Linked DNA regions of Homo sapiens: region 1 is linked to region 2. The links are chromatin loops, found by intact Hi-C in ENCODE. Cell type or tissue: PC-3. All regions are shown on one strand. Each heading gives the region's core, and the rest is flanking DNA. Links, peaks and the distances in the headings are about the cores only. Region 1 has its middle 14 kb from the start of LINC01618. Region 2 has its middle 24 kb from the start of RASL11B.

What was found. A loop is a pair of places that touch in the nucleus more often than their neighbours do. Peaks named below come from ENCODE experiments on the same cell type or tissue, not always from the same donor. Only the 100,000 strongest peaks of a DNase experiment are listed, where the experiment ranks them.
Region 1: a loop joins it to region 2, with 4 times the contacts of the local background. A loop is called at or near these places in 2 of 110 quality-filtered maps.

Annotation. Positions count from the first base shown.
Region 1 is chr4:52,769,584-52,781,649 of GRCh38, reverse strand. No RefSeq gene overlaps it. Among named protein-coding and RNA genes, the nearest start is that of LINC01618, 14 kb to the left of the region's middle. In PC-3, for the core only: no CTCF peak of the experiment used is centred there; no DNase peak of the experiment used is centred there; H3K27me3 peaks cover 373 bases.
Region 2 is chr4:52,832,165-52,844,230 of GRCh38, reverse strand. No RefSeq gene overlaps it. Among named protein-coding and RNA genes, the nearest start is that of RASL11B, 24 kb to the left of the region's middle. RefSeq lists enhancers at 8,967-9,823, 9,824-10,681, 11,220-11,720. In PC-3, for the core only: no CTCF peak of the experiment used is centred there; a DNase peak (open chromatin) is centred at 5,810; H3K4me3 peaks cover 418 bases.

The sequences.
Region 1 (12,066 bases), core at 2,557-10,556, 63 kb after region 2:
GACAGGAAAATCTTTTATTCATTCTTCTTTATGCCCTTAAGAGCACTTTGCAATCTGTCGACCCATGTTCACACGTACTTATTATGTGAAGAATGCCATTCAACTCAAGAAAAAGCAAAATTTTGGGTAACAAGTTCCCAAATTTTTGACACTGATTTGTCCCTCTGGTGCAGTAATAACTGAAGGATATTTAGATGGCTTTCTATGCATGGTCAGCTTTCATGTAAAAAGAAATGTTGAGAGGCAGCTAGTCAATCTGCCAGCCTTTTTTATTCCTTCCTTCATAGATCCCTCTAGTTTTCATTAAACGATGCGAGTTTTGAGAGTTAAAAACCAGTAAGGAGACTCCTTGCTGTAACTACAACTTTGAATCCCAAAAATGTTGTTTATCATTATTTTTAAAATCACACATGTATAAAAAGAAGAAAATTAAAAGTGTAATTGTCAGTATGTATTACTCATATTAGGTAGGGTAACGTTAGCTGCTATAACAAATAACCCCCAAATTTCCATGACATAGCACAACAGTCTATTTCTTGCTCATGTAATAGTTCAGGTAACAGTTTATTTCTTGCTCATGTAACAGTTCAGGTGGGTAACCAAACTGAACAGTTCAGTTCTGTAATTGAACAGTTGAGTTCAGACAGTGGCTGTTCCTCCACATTGTCATTTAGGAACCTAGGATCTTTTCAAGTTGAGGGTCTAATAGCTTCTGTTTCCTTGGAATCCTCTGCACCCAGCTAACAGAGGGTGGAGGGAAGCATAAAAAAGCCCCACCCCGGAAGTAATACATCACTTTTGCTCACATTGCATTGGTGAGAATTAGCCATATGTTCTGATCTGAATGCAAAGGAGGCTGGGAAATGTAGTCCCTGATTGGACATCTGTGTCCAAGTGATAACTCCAAACTAAGGAAGAGGGAAACATGAGTTTCAGCCAGCCATCTCTGCCATGCTTGAGTTATGTCAGTACATTAAAAATACATATTCTATAGTCCCTCCTACTGTTAACATTTTGGAATATAGCTAATAAATGGCATCATACTGTACATGTTATTTTATTAACTGAATTTTATTCATAAACAGTATATTGAATAACATATGTCACATATATTTTTAATGTACATCATTTGTGTGAACAGTGTGGCTGCAAATAGTAGCTGGGGCATTTCTCCAGTGTGTGTCTTTGTTAGACACTATCAAAGACAAGGAACAGCATGGGCTGGCAGAGTGTAATGGCGTGAGTCAGGCTTTGGGCTGAAGCAAATCTGGGCTCAAGTCCCAGCCCTTAACATTTGCTAGCTTGTAAAGATGTAGCAGTTCTTTCCTTAACCTATGAAATGAAGACACGAATTTTAGTTCTTTAGTTCTTCTTTTCTGTAAAATGGGGATAGTAGCTTATTTAAATGAAGTTGCTGTGAGGCTAAGTAAAATAATTTATGTAAGGAACTCGAATACTACCAAGATGAATAATACTTTATTTTTTTAAATGTTGTAAGTGACTTTTATTTTAAAAAAAACTTACAGTGTTGGCATTGTGGCCTAGGTAGACAAAATGTAAAGTGAATTATAGCTTGCATAAAGGTAACCTAGGGACATTGTTTTGGTTTTTGGTTTTTTTTAGGGACAAGGTCTCATTATATTACCCAGGCTGGACTTGAACTCCTGGGCTCAAGAGATCCTCCTCACTCAGCCTTCCAAGTAGCTTGGACTATAGGCATATCCCACTGTGCCCCAACCTGGGGATCTTGATGCTGATTCAGTAGGTTTCAGATTGGGCCCAGGAATCTGAATTCTTAGCAATTCTCCAGGGTAATTCTGTTGCATATTATCCTAGGGACCACAACTAGGAAACCCTGTTCTATAGCTTCTATTTAGACAGCCAAATAGAGGCCAAAAGATTGAGAAAAGCAAGAGAGCAAATCAAGAGAGATTAATAAATGACCCCCCAGATTCATAAGGAAGAAAGAGATAAAAGGAACATCTAATGCAGTGTTTCAAGAGGCATGTCAGGTGTGAGAAATTCTCATCATATGCAATCATTCCAAGCATTGAAGAAATTCTGCATTGCTGTCTCCTGTCCACTAAATGTCAGTAGTGTCTACAATTATTGTCAAAATGAAAAATGTCCCATATTTTTCCAAATATCTTATGGGAATAGAACTACCCATGATTGAGAATCACTGATCTAGCCCCAAAGCTTCACCTTTTCTGATAAGGAAGGTAAGGCCCAGAGAGGTGGAGTGACTTGCTTATGGGCACATGCCACTTGGTGGTGGGGCTGGGAGCAGAATCCAAGTATTCAGCTCCAAGTTGAGGGCTTGTTTCCACCATATGGTCATATCAGCTTAGAATATTTTTTACTGCAAGTAGTAGAGAATCCAATTCAATATCACTTACCTGGAAATTGATCGATTTACCTCACTGAAAGTCCTGAAGTAGAACCTGCTTCAAAAGTATTAAATCCAGTGCCTATGACTCCATGTGCTTGTGACTTGACTGGCTTTGCTGTCCTCTGTGTCAGCATCATCTTCAAGCATGTGCTGATGGTTACAGCAGTGTCGGGCCTTGGATCTGAACAGCAATAGCCAAGCAAAGGGAGAAAGGGTCGCTTTCAGAAACTTTCCAAGGAAGTGAGAAGTAACTTTCCTAGAAGGTCCAGAAAACTGCTTCTTGAGTCTAAGTAGCCCACCTTGGGTCATGTAGCCATTCATGTACCAAATTCTTGCCAGAAATGTGAGATAACACTTAGATCATCCCAAGAGCTGGGAAGAGGTGAATAACGTAGTTTGGACACTTGTCCCTGCCCAGATCTCACGTTGAATTGTAATCCCCAATGCTGGAGGTGGGAGGCCTGGTGGGAGGTGTTTGGGTCATGGGGGCAGATCCCTCATGGCTTGGTGCTGTCTTCACAATAGTGAGTCTCACGAGATCTGGTCATTAAAAGTGTGTGGCGGCCAGGCGTGGTGGCTCACACCTGTAATTCCAGCACTTTGGGAGGCCAAGGTGGGCGGATCACCTGAGGTCAGGAGTTCGAGACCAGCCTGGCTAACATGGTGAAACCTTGTGTCTACTAAAAATACAAAAAGTTAGCTCGGGATGTTGTGGCAGGAGAATCACTTGAACCCAGGAGGCAGAGGTTGCAGTGAGCCGAGATCGCGCCATTGCACTCCAGTTTGGGCAACAAGAGCGAAACTCCATCTCAAAAAAACAAAAAAAAATGTGTGGCACCTCTGCTCTCACTCTCTCTTGACCTGTTCTAGCCATGTGTTGTGCCTGCTCCCACTTCACCCTCTGCCATAAGTAAAAGCATTCTGAGGTCTCCCCCAGAAGCAGATGTCAGTGCTATGCTACCTGTACAGCCTCTGCAGGTTAACCTCTACCTCTTTTCTTATAAATTATCCAGTCTCAGATATTTCTTTATAGCAATGCAAGTACAGACTAACACAGTCAGCTTTCCCTGCACTGTGTTGACAGGGGTGGGTGAATATCTGAAAAATATCAAGTTTCTATCAGAAGAATGGACGCTCCTGCTGTTGGTTAGGCCCCCATCAGTGTTAACAATAATCATCTTGCATACTTTGCCACTTATACTCTTTTTTTTTCTTTTTTCTTTTTTTTGAGACGGAGTTTCACTCTTTTTGCCCGGGCTGGAGTGCAATGGGGCAATCTCGGCTTATCGCAACCTCTGCCTCCCAGGTTCAAGCAATTCTCCTGCCTCAGCCTCCTGAGTAGCTGAGATTACAAGCATGCACCACCATGCCTGGCTAATTTTTTGTATTTTTAGTAGAGACGGGGTTTCTCCATGTTGGTTAGGCTGCATTTATACTCTTAAATAGTTCTCCAGTTATTCAGTCTGCAACTGTGATGCCACATTCTTTGGGATTTCCAAGGACTAGGCAATATACATAACAAACAAACAGAAATGAAGTGTGCTTTTTTGTCATATCAAAAAATATATGGTTGCATACCTGATATATATAATTTAGAGCTAGATTTGGCTGCATATAACAGAAGACCCAAGAAACAGTGGTTTAAAAGACAAAAATTTCTTTTCTTATACATGTAAAAAGGCCATAGGAAAACAGGCCCAGCTGATAGGGTGACTCCACAATTATTAAGTATTCAGAATTCTTGTGTTTTGTTCTTCCACCATCCTCAAAATTTGGCTCTTTACTCTGTGGTCCAAGTTTGCTGCTCAGCTCCAAACACTATGCCTACATTTCAACCAACAGAAAGATGGGAAGACCTAAAGAAGGGTGGATACTCCTTTGAAAGACATTTCCTGGAAGGACCACATACAACTTCCACGTAGATCCCATTGCTGAAACTTACTCATGTGCCTACACCTAGCTGTAAGGGAAGCTAGAAAATGTAATCCTTATTCTGCATCACTGATACAACCTAAACATTGGGAATTTTATTAGTAAGGAAGAAAGGGGAAAAGGATATTGGGGGTAGTTAGGAAACAATGCCACAATGAAATACAAGTTCTGAAGATCTCCATGACCTCTGATAAAATATATTTCAAGAATTACTGAACAGCCTGGCATGGTGGCTCATGCCTGTAATCCTAGCACTTTGGGAGAGCAAGGTGGGAGGATTGCTTGAGCGCAGGAAGTTGAGGCTGCAGTGACCTGTGATCTTACCATTGCACTCCAGCCTAGGGAACAAAGCAAGACCCTATCTCAATAACAATAACAACAAGAAGATTTTTTCAACAATACTCAATGCATAGTACATGGAGTTCTTGAGCCTCACTGTAAAGTCTAGCACAAATGAAAGATGAAAAGTGCCAACCAAGGAGAAGCCAATCTATGCTCAGCTCCTTAAAAATGAACCTGGGGCTCATATTGCTGAATTAAACATTAAGCATATTTAAGGAAAAAAGTCAAGAAATCAGGTCATTAAAAGGTAATTATAGTCATTGATTGTATTTTGGAAGAACAGTAAAGAAATCCAATTAATATCCCACAGCAATAATTCCCCATCATCTCAGCAGGGCTCCTATTGCTTGCATTCTAACACTGCCTTAGAACCTGGTGGTCCTATTCTAAGTCCTGATGCTCCTCCCTTTCTCAGAAGCCTTATTTTCTCTTTCCTACCTTCTTTTTTACTCTGTCATTCATACCCATTCTCTTGTTCTCTCTTTCTTCTCTCTCTCTCTCTCTTTCTCTCTCTCTCCCTTTCTCTCTCTCTCTCCCTTTCTCTCTCTTTCTCTGTTTCTGAGATGGGTCCTACCATGTTGCCCAGGCTGGACTTGAACTCCTGGGCTCAAGGGATCCTCCTGCTTCAGTCTCCTAAGTAGCTAGGTCTTGGCCTGGGCATCATTCTCTCTACTTTGGATCCCAAATTCCCAAAAATCAGCAAGCCAAGACAGGACTTGGAGTTGGGAACGGGGAGAAGGTGGCCAGACAAAGGCAAGACAAGGGCAGGAGAAGGAAACAGGGAATGGGTGGGAACAATCCCATTTTGTGAAATTCTGTCTGTGACAATCTCTCCTGAGTCATATGGTAATTAGGGACATTTGTCCATACAGAAACCCCCAGTCTTCTCCCAGAGGAGATCTCCACAGTCCTCTCTGAATTAATGAAGATGCTGCGCAGAGGCACTCTCCTAGGGCATGGGTACTTTCTCTGCACTGAGATGAGGATCTTTGCCCAGAGAGTAATTATGGGACAGCTGGAAGCCACTAGAGATGATGCTAACCACCTATGAATATCTATCTGCTCTTCAGGAATAAGTCAAGAATACATTTTTATAACAAATTAATTCCAAAAAATGAAAACAAAGTTAGGAACTTAGTGTATTGGCAACACACACAAACACACACACACACACACATGCAAAATCAAACAAGTGACCTCTAGTCAAGATTACAGATTAAAAAAAAAAACAGAATCTTGATTCTACTTGAAACAAATAGAAAATTATGAATTACCAAATTACATGAAAAACAAGATCTGAAGAGAACACTTTGTCAGCCAGGGTTCCTTTGCTCAAGCAACAGAAAATGATTTTGGCTTACTTTACAAAATCAGTTACAAAAACTGAAATTTCAGTTATAAAAACTGAAAAAAGCCACAGGGCAAGAAAAGAGTTACCAGCCAATCTCACTTATGCATATATATGCAAATAGCCAAAATACAGTTACCCCAATACGTGGGGATTGGTTCCAGGACCTCCTGCATATACTCAAATTCTTGCATACTCAGGTCCAGCAGTGGGCTCTGCTGAACTCACATATAAGAAAATGTTCTCCATATACACAGGTTACACATCCCACAAATAATGTATTTCCTTTTTTGTTTGTTTTTGTTTTTGAGACCGGTCTCGCTCTGTGCAGGCTGGAGTGCAGTGGCACAATCTCAGCTCACTGCAACCTCCATCTCCTGGGTTCAAGCAATTCTCCTATCTGAGCCTCCTGAGTAGCTGGGATTACAGGCGCCTGCCACCACACCCAGCTAATTTTTGCATTTTTAGTAGAGACAGGTTTCACCATGTTGGCCAGGCTGGTCTCGAACTCCTGACCTCAAGTGATCCACCTACCTTGGCCTCCTAAAGTGCTGGGATTACAGGCGTGAGCCACTGCGCCCAGCCAAATAATGTATTTTCAATACAAGTTTGGTTGAAAAAACTGTACCCAGGTAGTTCAAACTCATTTTATTCAAGGGTCACCTATAAAAGATTTAGCTCATTGAATTTAGCAATGAGTTTTTTAAAACTCTAAAGACAAAATGATGCTATAACTGGAGAGGATATCATATAACTAGACATTGCAGTCCCTAGACACTTGATGCTATTTCTTGGACCATTGCCACATATAGAAAAACAAAACAAAACTCTATACTTCCTTGATTCTTTGCTAATTTGCTCTAGGTTTAAAATACTAGGCAAGAGGCCCTCCTTCACTGAACACATAGCATTTTCCCAGATCCTAGATGTTAGTAGGTAGAGGAACGCATATGTTTGATCATTTCAGCTATTATAATGGAAGACAGGCACTGCCTTTGGCCAAGACTAACTAATGCAACAGAAAATTCTTCAAACAGGAAGGTAGTTTAGATGTTAGACAGCAAAAAATAAATAAACAAACAAAAATCCATCAGAACCAATAAATATTAAAGACATTTAAAAAATCTCAGCTGGTGGGTATAGAAGAAACATATTTCAACATAATAAAAGCCATACATGACAGACTCACAGCTAGTATCATGCTGAATGGGGAAAATCTGAAAGTCTTTCCTCTAAGATCTGGAACACAACAAGGATGCCCACTTTCACCACTGTTATTCAACATAATACTGAAATTTCTAGCTAGAACGATCAGACAAGAGAAAAAAACTGACATTAAGGGAGGTTCCAAGATGGCCAAATAGGAACACCTCCAGTCTGCAGCTCCCAGCGTGAGTGACGCAGAAGACAGGTGATTTCTGCATTTCCAACTGAGGTAGGGGGTTCATCTCACTGGGGCTTGTCGGACAGTGGGTGCAGCCCACTGAGTGTGAGCTGAAGCAGGGTGGGGCATCACCTCACCTGGGAAGCCCAAGGGGTCGGGGAATTCCCTTTCCTAGCCAAGGGAAGCTGTGACAGATGGTACCTGGAAAATAGGGACACTCCCACCCTAATACTGCACTTTTCCAATGGTCTTAGCAAACAGCACACCAGGAGATTATATCCTGTGCCTGGCTTGGAGGGTCCCAGGCCCATGGAGCCTCGCTCGCTGCTAGCACAGCAGTCTGAGATGGAACTGCAAGGTGGCAGTGAGGCTGGGGGAGGGGCGTCCACCATTGCTGTGGCTTGAGTAGGTAAACAAAGCGGCCGGGAAGCTCAAACTGGGTGGAGCCCACCACAGCTCAAGGAGGCGTGCCTGCCTCTATAGACTCCACCTCTGGGGACAGGGCATAGCTGAACAAAAGGCAGCAAAAACTTCTGCAGACTTAAACGTCCCTGTCTGACAGCTTTGAAGAGAGAAGTGGTTCTTCCAGCATGGAGTTTGAGATCTGAGAATGGACAGACTACCTCCTCAAGTGGGTCCCTGACCCCCGAGTAGCCTAACTGGGAGACACCTCCCAGTAGGGGCCGACTGACACCTCATACAGCTGGGTGCCCCTCTGAGACGAAGCTTCCAGAGGAAGGATCAGGCAGCAACATTTGCCGTTCTGCAATATTTGCTGTTCTGCAGCCTCTACTGGTGATGCCCAGGCAAACAGGGTCTGGAGTGGACCTCCAGCAAACTCCAACAGACCTGCAGCTGAGGGTCCTGACTGTTAGAAGGAAAACTAACAAACAGAAAGGACATGCACACGAAAACCCCATCTGTACGTCACCACCATCAAAGACCAAACTTAGATAAAACCACAAAGATGGGGAGAAACCAGAGCAGAAAAGCTGAAAATTCTAAAAATCAGAGCTCCTCTTCTCCTCCAAAGGAATGGAGCCCCTCGCCAGCAACGGAACAAAGCTGGACGGAGAATGAATTTGAAGAGTTGAGAGAAGAAGGCTTCAGACAATCGGTAATAATAAACTTCTCCGAGCTAAAGGAGGATGTTCGAACCCATCGCAAACAAGCTAAAAACCTTGAAAAAAGATTAGATGAATTGCTAACTAGAATAAACTGTATAGAGAAGACCTTAAATGACTGGAAGGGGCTGAAAACCATGGCACGAGAACTACGTGATGCACGCAGGAGCTTCAGTAGCTGATTCGATCAAGTGGAAGAAAGGGTATAGTGATTGAAGGTCAAATGAATGAAATGAAACGAGAAGAGAAGTTTAGAGAAAAAAGAGTAAAAAGAAATGAACAAAGCCTCCAAGAAATATGGGACTATGTGAAAAGACCAAATCTATGTCTGATTGGTGTACCTGAAAGTGACGGGGAGAATGGAACCAAGTTGGAAAACACTTTGCAGGATATTATCCAGGAGAATTTCCCCAATCTAGCAAGGCAGGCCAACATTCAAATTCAGGAAATACAAAGAATGCCACACAGATACACTTCAAGAAGAGCAACTCCAAGACACATAATTGTCAGATAAACCAAAGTTGAAATGAAGGGAAAAATGTTAAGGGCAGCCAGAGAGAACGATCAGGTTACCCACAAAGGGAAACCCACCAGACTAAAAGTGGATCTCTCGGCAGAAAGTACAAGCCAGAAGAGAGTGGGGGCCAATATTCAACATTCTTAAAGAAAAGAATTTTCAACCCAGAATTTCATATCCAGCCAAACTAAGCTTCATAAGTGAAGGAGAAATAAAATACTTTACAGACAATCAAATGCTGAGAGATTTTGTTACCACCAGGCCTGCCTTACAAGAGCTCCTGACAGAAGCACTAAACATGGAAAGGAACAACTGGTACCAGCCACTGCAAAAACATGCCAAATTGTAAAGACCATCAATGCTAGGAAGAAACTGCATCAACTAACAAGCAAAACAACCAGCTAACATCATAATGACAGGATCAAATTCACATATGAATATTAACCTTAAATGTAAATGGGCTAAATGCTCCAATTAAAAGACACAGACTGGCAAATTGGATAAAGAGTCAAGACTCATCAGTGTGCTCTATTCAGGAGACCCATCTCACATGCAGAGACACACATAGGCTCAAAATAAAGGGATGGAGGAAGATCTACCAAGCAAATAGAAAACAAGGAAAAAGCAGGGGTTGCAATCCTAGTCTCTGATAAAACAGACGTTAAACCAACAAAGATCAAAAGAGACAAAGAAGGCCATTACATAATGGTAAAGGGATCAATTCAACAAGAAGAGCTAATTATCCTACATATATATGCACCCAACATAGGAGCACCCAGATTCATAAAGCAAGTCCTTAGAGACCTACAAAGAGACTTAGACTCCCACACAATAATAATGGGAGACTTTAACACCCCACTGTCAACATTAGACAGGTCAACGAGACAGAAAGTTAAGAAGGATACCTAGGAATTGAACTCAGCTCTGCACCAAGCAGACCCAATAGAAATCTACAGAACTCTCTACCCCAAATCAACAGAATATACATTCTTTTCAGCACCACATCACACTTATTCCAAAATTGACAACATAGTTGAAAGTAAAGCTCTCCTCAGCAAATGTAAAAGAACAGAAATTATAACAAACTGTCTCTGAGACCACAGTGCAATCAAACTAGAACTCAGGATTAAGAAACTCACTCAAAACCACTCAACCACATGGAAACTGAACAACCTGCTCCTGAATAACTACTGGGTACATAACAAAATGAAAGCAGAAATAAAGATGTTCTTTGAAACCAATGAGAACAAAGAAACAACATACCAGAATCTCTGGGACACATTTAAAACAGTGTGTAGAGGGAAATTTATAGCACTAAACGCCCACAAGAGAAAGCAGGAAAGATCTAAAATTGACACCCTAACATCACAGTTAAAAGAACTAGAGAAGCAAGAGCAAACACCTTCAAAAGCTAGCAGAAGGCAAGAAATAACTAAGATCAGAGCAGAATGGAAGGAGATAGAGACACAAAAAAACCTTTCAAAGAAATCAGTGAATCCAGGAGCTGGTTATTTGAAAAGATCAATAAAATTGATAGACCTCTAGCAAGACTAATAAAGAAGAAAACAGAGAAGAATCAAATAGATGCAATAAAAAATGTTAAAGGGGATATCACCACCGATCCCACAGAAATACAAACTACCATCAGAGAATACTATAAACACTTCTATGCAAATAAACTAGAAAATCTAGAAGAAATGGAAAAATTCTTGGACATATAACACCCTCCCAAGACTAAACCAGGAAGAAGTTGACTCTCTCAATAGACCAATAACAGGCTCTGAAATTGAGACAATAATTAATAGCCTACCAACCAAAAAAAGTCCAGGCCAGATGGATTCACAGCCAAATTCTACCAGAGGTACAAAGAGGAGCTGGTAGCATTCTTTCTGAAACTATTCCAATCAATAGAAAAAGAAGGAATCCTCCCTAACTCATTTTGTGAGGCCAGCATCATCCTGATACCAAAGCCTGGCAGAGACACACACACACACAAAAGAGAATTTTAGACCAGTATCCCTGATGAACTTTGATGCCGAAATCCTCAATAAAATACTGGCAAACTGAATCCAGCAGCACATCAAAAAGCTTATCCACCACGATCAGGTTGGCTTTATCCCTGGGATGCAAGGCTGGTTCAACATATGTAATCCATCATATAAACAGAACCAAAGACAAAAACCACATGATTGTGTCAATAGATGCAGAAAAGGCCTTTGACAAAATTCAACACCGCTTCATGCTAAAATCTCTCAATAAACTAGATACTGATGGGACATATCTCAAAATAATAAGAGCTATTTATGACAAACCGACAGCCAATATCATACTGAATGGGCAAAAACTGGAATCATTTCCTTTGAAAACTGGCACAAGACAGGGGTGTCCTCTCTCACCACTCCTATTCAATATAGTGTTGGAAGTTCTGCCCAGGGCAATCAGGCAGGAGAAAGAAATAAAGGGTATTCAGTTAGGAAAAGAGGAAGTCAAATTGTCCCTGTTTGCAAATGATATGATTGTATATTTAGAAAACCCCATCATCTCAGCCCAAAATCTCCTTAAGCTGATAAGCAACTTCAGCAGATTCTCAAGATACAAAATCAATGTGCAAAAATTACAAGCATTCCTATACACCAATAACAGACAGAGAGCCAAATCATGAGTGAACTCCCATTCACAATTGCTTCAAAGAGAATAAAATACCTAGGAATCCAACTTACAAGGGACGTGAAGGACCTCTTCAAGGAGAACTACAAACCACTGCTCAAGGAAATAAAAGAGGACACAAAGGGAAGAACATTCCATGATCATGGATAGGAAGAATTGATAATGTGAAAATGGCCATACTGCCCAAGATAATCTATAGATTCAATGTCATCCCCATCAAGCTACCAATGACTTTCTTCACAGAATTGGAAAAAACTACTTTAAAGTTCATATGGAACCAAAAAAGAGCCTGCATTGCCAAGACAATCCTAAGCAAAAAGAACAAAGCTGGAGGCATCACGCTATCTGACTTCAAACTAT
Region 2 (12,066 bases), core at 2,075-10,074:
GGAAGTGGAAGTTTGTTGACAGTTTCAGGAAAACATTTAGCTCTGATGCAGCTGGCACTGCCCCTGGCACTGCCCCTTTCAGGAGGAAGTCAGAATGTGGATGCTGAAGCCGGAAGGAGGGTGGATGCGAATGGGGAGAGAGTGCGGAAGTTCTCCCCTGACTGTTTCATCCTCTCAGTGAAGCAGAAAGCAAGGGCAGCAGCTGAGATGGTGATGGGGAAGGAGGTGTTGTGGAGTTGAGGAAGGAGGAAAAAGTGTGAAACAGTCACAGGGTGGGGTAGAAGGACGTAAATAAACGAGGGATACATGGTAGGATTATTGGGCAAACTCAAGACCGACTTGAGATTGGTGGTCAGGAACATAAAATGAGACTAGCCAGCATGGCTGAGTATTTTTCTCAGGTCTTGTCATTTGGCCTGCATGCAGGCACAGAATAGGATTTGACTAGATTGTGTTCTGCCAGGATAATAAACGAAGAGAGAGAGGTAAAGAGGCTGAGGGTCTTTGCAAAGAAGTGACTCTAGACATGGATAGTGGACACTCAGCTGGAGAAATGAGGAAAGGAGGGAGATGAGGGCAGTAAACTTAATGGGACCTTCTACCCACTAGGGCCAAAGAATGGTTTCTGTTGAGCAACTAGAGGAAGCCAGCTAGGGGAGTAGAAGATGTGGGGCATGAGGGATGTTTGAAACTGAGATTAAGGAGGAGATGCAGCTTTAGTCACATCTGGATTATGATAAAGATGCAGTGTCTGGAGTAGAAAATGAAGGTCAAAGAGATTATGCTCTCCCACTTCCTTGAATTTAGATAACAGACCTAAGGCCTGAAAACGCAAAAGTGTTATCCTCCCATCTCCCACAAAACTGACCGGTTTGAGCCATTCATTGGAAGCTTTTCTCCATGTAGCAGACAATAGGATCCCCCAGAGTTTCCAAACCTCTCTCCTTCCCTCCTATCCCTATTAGCAAACTCCAAGCTGGAGCCATGTTCAAGAGGAACTCAGCAGCAGACAGAGAAGCAAGACAGGGCCTTGGGGGAGGAGGGTTGGAAGGAGGGGGTGTGGTGGGAATGGCAGCTTAGTCTCAAAACAAGAGGAAGACTTAGTAGTTAGTGGTCGCAAGAGCAGGGAAGCCTGGCTCTCCTGCTCTGGGGCTGAGAACCCCTCTCCTTTGTTTAGCCTGGAGAAAGCCCCCAGTTTGAGGCGGAAGTGAAAGCTGTAAAGGTTAGAGCACAAAGGGCTGAGAGGCAAGCAGGACATTGTGTTTACAGAGTCAGGATTTCCCAGCTGGAAAGGTCTTTACAGTGCATCAGTTAAGGTTAGATGCAGCAGCTTGGAACCGAAGTCTTAGAGGAGCACTCTCAGGCTGCAGGCTGCCCCTGGTAGACAGTCACAAAAGCTGCACAATGTTGTCAGGGTCCTGGCTTCATTTTCCTGCCCACCACCTTACCTGTGGCCCCCTTTCTAGTGATGTTATTTGGGGCAAGTTGCTTAATCTTTCTGAGACTCAGTTTCCTCATCTGAAGAAGAAGAGTAATTGCAATACCCATTTCACAAGGATAATGAGCAGATTAATTAAAATAATACCTGAAAAGTTCTTTGCAACAGTGTCAATACAGCAAGCCTTGGCTGTTTTTATTTGTTTTGTTCAGGACTTGTACAATGCCAGGCATATAGTTGGAGCTCAATAAATATTTGTGAATTAGTTATTATCATTATTATTGTTGCCACAAAGGACCCACAAGCGACATCAAGAGCCCACTCCATTTACATAGCACCTAGGAAGAGCCTAATTTAACCCAACTTTATTTCTGGACAACCAGTTGCCCAAGCTGGAAGGGACCTGGGGTGCAATTGTCAAAAGGCAGCTGATGGACAGCCCAGCCCACGTCGGACCGGTGGAGCCCAGGACTGCCCCAAATGCTGTGCCTCCGCCAGACCAGACGCTGCTAATGGCTTTTGTTCGTCTGCCAATTCTACTGCCCATCCTCCTCTGGGAAGAAAGAGCAGACCGGACAGAGTCCTTCAGAGGCCGACGCATGCCAGAGGCTGGGAGACTTGGAAGGGGAGTGAGGAGACAGTCAGTGGGGAAGACAGTCACTGGGGAAGACAGTTCTCAGGGATTCCGCAAGGCCCTGGAGGTGTTTCTGTCTTTGTACCGTTGGTTGCCTCTGCGCAGGCAGCCTTGCTTCATATCACCTGCACTTCCTTGCTTCTAGAGGGATTGTGGCAAGAAAGCTCGCAGAAGTCAAAACAAGCCTGGTGATATGAAAACCATATGAAAACTTGGCAGGGTCCCATTTCAGACTAATGGGCCTGCCAGACATCACCGAGCCCACAGACACTGGCCCTTTGTGAGGTCGGGGACTGGCTCCCTCACTCCCATTCTACTAAGACAGAATTAAAAAGGAAACAAGCAAGGCAGCCAGTCTCTTTTCTCTCATCCACGTGCTTCCAAGGGCTTAGAAACAGAGTAACGTCAGGTACTTTGAGTGATGAACACAGGATGTTGTTACGGGCCAGGCCCATTCACAGTGCTTTTCAGTCCTCACTTGATCTTCATGGTAGACCTTAGTCCCATTTCAAAAATGAGGTCGCTGAGGTTTCTGGGGCTCCCATAGCCCAGGTTCCACATAAAAAATGATGGAGCAGCCCAGCCAGCTGGGGTTCAGATGCAGACCCATCTGGCCAAAAACCTTGACCTTTGATTGTTACAGAGCTACCTCCCAGATGACCTTTTGATTATTTCAGACAAATTTACCAACATTCAAAATTTTGCTTCAGGGCTTAGCTTTCAGAAAAAAAAAAAAGATGTTTCCTGTTCTAGAAAGAAATCGAGACATAACATTTTTTTTTCATGACTTGTTATTGAATCTTTGGACAATACTGTAACATGCCAATTGTTATTTATACCTGAAATTCCTGTATTTCAAAGCCTGTTGGGTGTGGAGGGAGACTATTTTCCAGAGCCATCATTATTGCAGTACTAAAATTAAGTGCTCTTTTAAAGCAACTTAAAAAAATCAAAAACTGAGATAAGTGGCTGTGCAAGTATAATGACTTGTTCTTTGACTTCCCAAAGACTGGAAAAACAAGGTCGGTATGCAAATACACCTGCAGATTATAATCTGTATGTAATTTACAATTATATACACATCGATTCTATATCTTCGTGACATGGCTTCTGAAAAATAATCTGAAGATATTTTAAAGACATTTTAAAACTTGATAAACTTTTGTAAGTCTGGCAAGACCCAGGTGCTCTGAATTCCTCTCTTATGGATAGTACGGGCAGTAGGCTGGAAATTGAACCCTCTGCTAGAAGCTGCCCGGTCACTTCTGTAAATAACTTTGGCCCTGATCATTTTAGAAGACACGAGGATCTGTATCAACGCCCTCATGAAGAGACTCATGAAGGCCTCTCCCACTTAGCTGCAATGAAGGAAAGGAAGGGGGAAGGGCCAGAGTGATCAAAGGAAAGGGAGTGAAAAACCCCCTAATTGCCCATCGGCAGGGGTCTGGCTAAATGAATCACTCCACGTGCACATCCAGATGAAGGGGGTGTTGTACAGCTGGTGAGAAGATTGGCTGAATCTGTAGGGACTGATAAGGAACAATCTTTTTATTGTAAATATGTTTTATTTACAGCACATTTTTTTCAATGTAAATTTTTTAAAATGCAGGCCAGGGTATAATATTTACTGTTGTTGTTTTAAATTGGGAGTTATCTGTATCTATCTTTTTTCTCCATTTGTTTATCTATTTCAGTAGCTATATCTATAAATAAATATACTTTGAATATCTCTAGAGTGATACATAATAAACTGGTGACAGTGGTTGTTTTTGGGGAGGAAAATGAGGGGCCTGTAGATCAGAGGTAAAAAGAACATTTACTTTTCACTGGATACCCATTTATAATGTTTGAATTTTAAAACTTAAAAAATATCTTTATTATAGCTAACACTGGTTTAGCACATATTACATACCCGGTATTGCTTCACATTAATAACTTCACATTTATAGACTCATTTAATCCTCAACACACCTAAGAGGTAGGAACTATTAGGATGACCATTCTGTAGATGAGAAAACTGAGGTGCAGAGCTTATACTTCTAGCATCTGAACCGAAGTAGAGAGGTTCCAAAAATCCAATACCATATGCATGTACTGCTTTTAAAGAATGAAGTCACTATTTTTTCTCAATGTGGAAGGGAGTACTTGCAGCCACCCTCGACCCTGAGGGTGGCACCATCCCTGGCTCAGTGATTGCCAGTGTGGTCCCCAGTGATGCCAAGTAAGAAGTGGTTTGGGTGGGATTTTGTGGGAAGGTGAGGGTGGTCCATCCCTTAACCCAGTGCCCTGTTCCCCAGCTACTTGATGAAGAAGCTGGGAATTTCATTCTCCGACAGCCTTTGATCCTCATTATCTTATTGCTAAGTTTTAAACAATGTACTCTATATAAATTAGCTTTAAGCCTCCATTATGTGATTTTGCTATCCTTGTTAGATATGGGTAGCATACCAAGGAGGAGAAATCAAATGATAGCTTCTCCAGATCTCTAATGGATGGATAGAAATTGAAACCGGTCACCACAGTTTTCTTACCAAATTAAAGAAGCACGTTGTGTTCTCTAAATGAGTTCAAGCTACAGTGAGAATAGCTTTCTCTCCAAAGTCACGGTAACCCTGAATCAAGTTTGGCTCATGGGCCATCTGGCAGCAAACACCACAGTACTCTACTTATATTCAAAGCTGTACTAATTGCCTTGTTAACAGAGCTCCTCTCATGAGAATGAAATTTAACCAGAGGAATATCAAAGCGCGATTTCAAGAGAATTGCATTGGTCCAGGAACTGATAGCATTTCCAGCAACCAAGTCTCAGAAGGCCCACGGAGCAAATAAAGAACATTTTAACGGTATTGTCAGGAGGATACAACTTGTCGAGGCAGATTTGCAAACAGGAAAGGGGGCAGAGACCGTTCTTGTCTAGACATCTGATTAGTGGGAAATTGTAGGATTATGAAGAGTGTGGATTTTTCTGGCTGACATTTCTGAGGAGGTCAGGCTTTCTGCACAAAGAGGTAAATGAGAGAAACATTTGTATCTGGTAGAAAATGCTGACTGGTCCTTATCCTCCCTTGGGCTCCAGAAGCAATTCCAGACCAAGAAAAGAGATTACTAGATTGAAACCTGCTGCCACTGCTTGGCACAATGGGCAGTTGCCTGGGAGGGTTTGGGCTTGAAGACAGAGGAGAACCGCAGCTGGAGGACACAGCTCCAGACATGTCTCTCCACTCCTGCCCCTGCTTCACGCCCTTTGATCTCCAGTCCCAATTTGCTTTCTGATCATGCTGCTAGCTGATCCCCTGGACTTGAGACCTCTGTTCTGCTTAAATAACAGCCCATCTTTTGTCCCCTCACCTCTGCCCCCACCCCTTCTCACCTGCCCCAGGGCACTTCAGAAACCTCAGTACTTTCAGGGTGGAAGTTACGGGGTGGGCAGACAAATAATTTCTGCATGGTGGCCATGAAGCCAGATGAAACTGGGAGTAGGTGTGGAATGATCCCATGGGCTCGGGCAATGGGTGGGACTGTGGAGGTAATGGGTGGGTTCCAAAAGGAAATGGGCTGAGAATCAGGAGACTTGAGGTTTTAGGATAGGTTTCTCATCTCAAAGGTGGAAAAATTAATAAAACTAGTGCTGCTCCGATCCCACCTGAGTTCTTTCTGCTCAGTGCTATTAGCCATTACTGCCTGCAGCCCTGGGCCACATTCTTTTGCCATGACCTAAGACAGGCAATGTCTGTGAGAAAGCCACAGCCCAGCTCCACGACAGGAACAGACATTGCAGCGAATGCAGTCATTGGGGTTAAAAAATACAGAGAGCAATTATATCAGTCTAGTCCCACTAGGAAAACAGAAACCACTCTGTATTTAAAACAGGGAATTGATTCAAGGGAATTTGTCACACTGGTGAGGGAAGAGACAAGCAGCCAAATGGGATGATGAGACCACCTGAAATAGGCAACAGAAGGAAGCTGCGGCTACCCCACAGCTTAAGGGACAAAGCGAGGAGATGGTGTAATCAGAGCCAAGGCAGGAGTCCCAGAAAGAAACCACAACCAAAGGACAGCCACCTCACCAGCAGCTGGGGCTGCTGGGGAGCAATGGGGAGGACACCATCCAACACAAGTAAGAAAAGGGAACAGAAGCATCTTGGCTTTTCTCCTTCTGCCCTGTCCTCCAGTCTCCAGTCAGACTGCCTCCAGTCAGTGCCTCTGCCTGGCTGAACCAAGCAGGAATTGCGCTGTCATGGAGCCTGGGAAACAGCCAGGGCATGGGCAAGTTGGGGCAAGTGAGACAGAGTAAGTGAGTTGGAGATTCTGTAGAATACTCTCCCAGCATCTGCTGCTTTTCCCTCTGCAACAACCAGAACTAAACCGCAAAACAAAATATTTGTGCCATTATTAGTTGAATGTCTTCTTCCCCTTGCCCTAGCCCTGCAAACTCAGCTCCATGAGGACAGGGATGGAGTCAGCTTTATTCCTTGTTATATCCCCAGCATCTAGCACAGTAAGAGGTCCTTGGTGGCTTCATTTACAATGTTGGTTACAAATAACTGAGTGAATGAATTGTTGTGTACTGTCCATCTTGCAAACAATTGATTCTTAGAGTAGGCTTGTGGGATTTTAGATATAGTGGAAGTAGCACTTAGACTCACCACAAGCTCTGAAAGGACTAGATCACCCAGCCCCTGGGATGGCACTCCTGAGAGCTCAACTGCATTCAACTTCAGCAAAAGATCTTAGAATGTAAATAGATGTAACTCCATTACCAGGAGTTACTGGTACTTAATACTACTCAATAACTATCACATTTTATAAACTGTAAAATGATGCTTTAATGTTAGAGATTATAGTAAAAAGTATTACTCTTTGCATGGGTAAGCCCACATTCTATATCTGCTTAAAATGGCAGTGAAGAATTTTAGAGTTTTTCCTTTTTAAGACCTGTTAACACTGGGGCACAGATAGAATTTCCAGGTGAGAATTTAAGCCATTTGGTCACAGGAAGAAAGAATGAAGGATAAGATGAGAAATTGTGTAGAGATAAATATTCAAATTGAGAAAAGAAAAGGCAGCATGGAGGAGCTTATACATTTCAGGAAAAGAGGAGCAAAGGTTGTGCAAGGAATGGAATGACCTAGAAACCACAGTTGCAGTGGATGCTGAGAGCTGTGTGATCAGAAATCAGTGAGAAGTGAATAAAGCAAATGCCAGTTAGGGCAAAAGCACCATTGAAACTTGACGGAAAGAGTTTTATTAAACCAGAAGGTGACTAACAAGTTGATGACCCTAACGAACAACCACAACAATAATAACTAACATCTGTTTATTGCTGACAATGTGCCATGTAGCCAGCTAATCCACCAATTCTCTGGACAACCATGTAAAGTAGATACTATTATTTTCCCATTTCACTTGCAGGAAACTAGAAGATATCTCTGTGTGTGTGTGTATGTGCGCACGCGCGTGCGTGCATGTGTGTGTCTGTGTGTGATTTTGTTTTGGTTTTGTAACATCTGCTCCCCATTCCTAACCATGCTCTGGATTCTTTTTGAGGAAAGTAGTAACTGGTTTCTAAGATGGCCACTGAACTTCACTTTCTGATATTCACGCTCTTGACAGTCCCCACCCACAATGAATGGGGCTGATCTGTGTAATCAAAAAGAGATTGTAGAAAGAGTGGTATATGTCATAAAAGACAAGGTTGCATCCACCTTGCTCTTTTGGATCACTCACCCTGGGAACTAGCTGCTGTGTTATGGGGAACTCAAGAAGTCCCACAGAGAGGCCCAAGCGCTGAGAAACTGAGGCCTCCTGCCAACAGCCAGCGCCAGCTTGCTAGCCATGTGAGGGAGACACCTATGAAGCAGAACTTCTGCCCCCAGTCCAGCTCTCAGATGGCTGCAGCCACCCACTGACAGTTTGACTACCACCTCATGAGGGCCCCCAATCCAAAATTCCCTGGCAAAGCCACTCCTGCATTCCCACACACAAACTGTGTGAGATAATAAGTGTTTGTTGTTTTCTTAGGTTGCCGAGTTTTGGAGTAATTTGTTATGTAGCAACAGATTAAAAAATATGGTGTTATTTTCTTTTCATATATATAATTTTTATTTTTAATTTTTGTGGGTACAGAGTAGGTGTATGTATTTGTGGGGTACATGAGATGTTTTGAAACAGGCATGCAATGTGAAATAATCATGGAGAATGGGGTATCCATCCCCTCAAGGATTTATCCTTTGAATGCAATCCAATTATATTATTTTAGTATTTTATTTTATTTTATTTATTTTATTTTATTTTATTTTATTTTATTTTATTTTATTTTATTTTATTTTATTTATTTTATTTTATTTTATTTTATTGAGATGGAATCCTACTTTGTCACCCAGGCTGGAGTGCAGTGGCGTGATCTTGGCTCACTCCAGCCTCTGCCTCTCGGGTTCCAGCGATTCTGCTGCCTCAGCCTCCTGGGTAGCTGGGATTACAAGCACGTGCCACCACAGCCAGCTAATTTTTATATTTTGAGTAGAGACAGGATTTCAATATGTTGGCCAGGCTGGTCTTGAACTCCTGACATCAGGTGATCTGCCCACCTCGGCCTCCCAAAGTGCTAGGATTATAGGCTTGAGCCACTATGCCCAGCCTCTCTTAGTTATTTTTAAATGTAAAATTAAATTATCATTGTCTATAGTCACCCTGTTGTGCTATCAAATACTAGGCCTTATTCATTCATTCTAACTATTTTTTGTACCCATTAAAGGAGTTATTTTCTTCATTTGATCCAAAGAGGAGGTGCATGACCTGAGCTAGACCAAGCCCACCCTTTCCTGTTAGAATTTCAGCAGAGTAAGAATGGCTGGGGCTTATTCATCCTGATGAGACTTTTTCTGTTAAAGACTTTTCCTTATTGATCTTGCCTCCTAGTTCTCTAGAATACCTTCACACCTGCCTATTTTGGAGCTGGTCCTCCTGGCTTTCACTCGCGTCCGTGTGAAGAGACCACCAAACAGGCTTTGTGCGAGCAATAAAGCTGTTTATTTCACCTGGGTGCAGGTGGGCTGAGTCCGAAAAGTGAAGGGAGATAGGGGTGGGGCCGTTTTATAGGATTTGGGTAGGTAAAGGAAAAAGGAGGGTTGTTCTCTGGCAGGCAGGAGTGGGGTGCTCAGCAGGGGAGCTTTTGAGACAGGATGAGCCAGGAGAAGGAATTTCACAAGATAATGCCATCAGTTAAGGCAGGAACAGGCCATTTTCATTTCTTTTGTGATGGAATGTCATCAGTTAAGGCAGGAACCAGCCACCTGGATGTGTACGTGCAGGTCACAGGGGATATGATGGCTTAGCTTGGGCTCAGAGGCCTGACACTGGCTTCCCATTAATTCTGCAAGCACCGAATATCCTTCAATGCATTTCCTTTTGCTTCAGTTAAGCACAAGCAGTGGAGTGAGAAAACTGGGTTCAAATCCCAGTTCCACCACTGACTGCAGTCTTGGACAAGTTGCTTGAGCTCTCTGTACTTCCATTGCTTCCTCTTTGACAAGTGTGTATAATAATAAGACATACGGGTATGTGGCTCACAGGGTTATCAGAAGGATCAATAAGTTAGTACTTAGCAAGCACTCAGAATATGGCCTATCACATAAAGAGCAGCAGGAAGCATTTGCTGTTATTGAAACCAATGAATACTACTCACCAGAACAGCCCAGGGAAGCACTGAGGTCGCTGACTAGTCAAGAGTGCAGAACCTCCAAGATTTGAGCCCCGCCTGGATTGCCTGATTTCACGTCTCTAGACCTTTAATCACTCCTAGGTAATAGCAGCACAGCTTGGCTGGAGCACAGTGCTAAGATATCCTCTTGTAATTATGCCAAAATTCACTTTTAACATGAGTCAGGCAGTGGCTCTCAGCTTGCTTTAGCAGGGTTATACCCAATCCACCCCCACACCAAAAAGGGAGCTTCTCCCCTTGTCTGTGGTCATTCCCATCTCTATCACACATTCTGATCTCTCACTCCAACTGTGAAGAACAGCCACTGGCTGTCTTCTACCTCTTACCTTTCCTCATCTACCTAGTTTTCATACCACACCTGGATGCTGATGAATAGATTTCTCTTGCTTACCTTGTTATTTTACTGGGAGTGGATGGGCAGATTGAATGAGGAAAGTAGTCCAAAGAGGAGCTGACAGGTGCCTTTGGACAAACAAGCAAGTGATATAGGTTACTGGGAAGTCACCCAAGATAGGGCAGAGTAGACCACTGCAATCCAAAGCCACCTTAATAGGCCAGAGAAAATGCATGAGAAAGTGGGAAGAGTGTGTGGGCAACAGAATTAAGAGTCCAGGCCCCCCGCCTGATTAACAAGAGCAGGATTTTTGTAAGTTCCAAGATTCACAGGGATATAAGGACTCATTCCTTCTTTCCACATATATTTACTGAGCATCTACTATGTACCAGGTACTGTGCTAGGTACTGAGGATGCGTCAGTGAACAAAGCAAAGTGACTGTCCTCACAGAGTGGCATTGCAGTGATAGAGATGGATAAAGTTAAATATATAGTTTGTTAGGTGATCACTAAGAAGAAAAGAATAACAGAAATGTCTTAGAAACAGAGCCTGAGACAGGGATTCAGGGCAGCTGATTTAGTTTTTAGGGTGTTTGTTTGTTTGTTTTGTTCTTGTTTTTGTTTTTGTTTTTTGAGACAGAGTTTCACTCTTGTCGCCCAGGCTGGAGTGCTATGGCACAATCTCAGCTCACTGCAACCCCCGCCTCTGGATTCAGGTGATTCTCCTGCCTCAGCCTCCCAAGTAGCTGGGACTAGAGGCGCCTGCCACCATGCCAGGCTAATTTTTTTTTTTTTGTATTTTTAGTAGAGACGGGGTTTCACCATGTTTGCCAGGCTGGTTTCAAACTCCTGACCTCAGGTGATCTGCCTGTCTCAGCCTCCCAAAGTGCTGGGGTTACAGGCATGAATCACCATACCCAGCCCTGATTTAGTTTTGAGGGAGAGCTCTCAGATGAAAAAGAGTGAAGGAAGGAATCAAGGAGTGAATGGGAAAAAAGCCAAACAAGATGTGGTCTTAGGTCTGATCCACAGGGACTCTGGAATATTCACATAACACTGCAGAATTCTCCCCCTTCCCCTTAAGGTGAAGGAAGCGGCCTTTTGTGTTCCGGTATCTTTCCATCACTGGCTGCAGGCTGCCCTAGCGTGGGTGCAGAAGGGAATGTGATTTCCCATCAAGGCAGTACCTGTTAGTTGAGTGAAATTCTCCAGGGAAGCAGGACATCTGGGAGTCTTTGGCAGCTGATCTTCACAGCAGCTCAGGGTGGGTGCACTGGGAGGAAAAGATTCTGGATGGAGCAACTGCCATGTCTACCTCAGGAGGAGGGGTTACAACATACCAGTAGGAGGTAACATTTTACATCGGATGGACAGGGGACCTCACTGAGAAGGTGGCTTCAAGAAATGCCTAAAGGAAGTGAGAGCACCCATTGTGTGGCCAATGGGGAGAAGTTGTGTGTTGAGAGGTGGGGGTTGTCCGTAGGCAGGAATGGCAGGTGCAAAGTCTCTGATGTGGCAGTGGTCTTGGCATGCTAAAGAAAAAGCAAGGAGGCTGGAGTGGAGGAATGAGAGACAGGCAAAGAAGACGCAGTGTGCAATGTAATGAAGAAGAAGGCAAGAAAAGCATATGACACTTGTAAATCAGAACCTGGACTGTACATTCCTTCTGAGAGTTAAGAAGCCACTGGAAGATTCTGAGCAGAGGGTTGACATGATTGCACTTTTATCTAGCAGGTTTATTCTTGGCTCCCATGTTGACAGTAGACCAAAGAGGCCAAGAGTGGAAGTGGGAGGCCAATTATAAGGTTATTGAAATAATCCAAGTGAGAGAAGTTAGCACTTGGACCAAGGTAGTGGTGGTGAAGGGTGATCAAATTCTGGAAATATTTTGATAGGTGAGCCAAGAAGAGTTTTTTTGAGAGTCTGAATGTCGGGTTT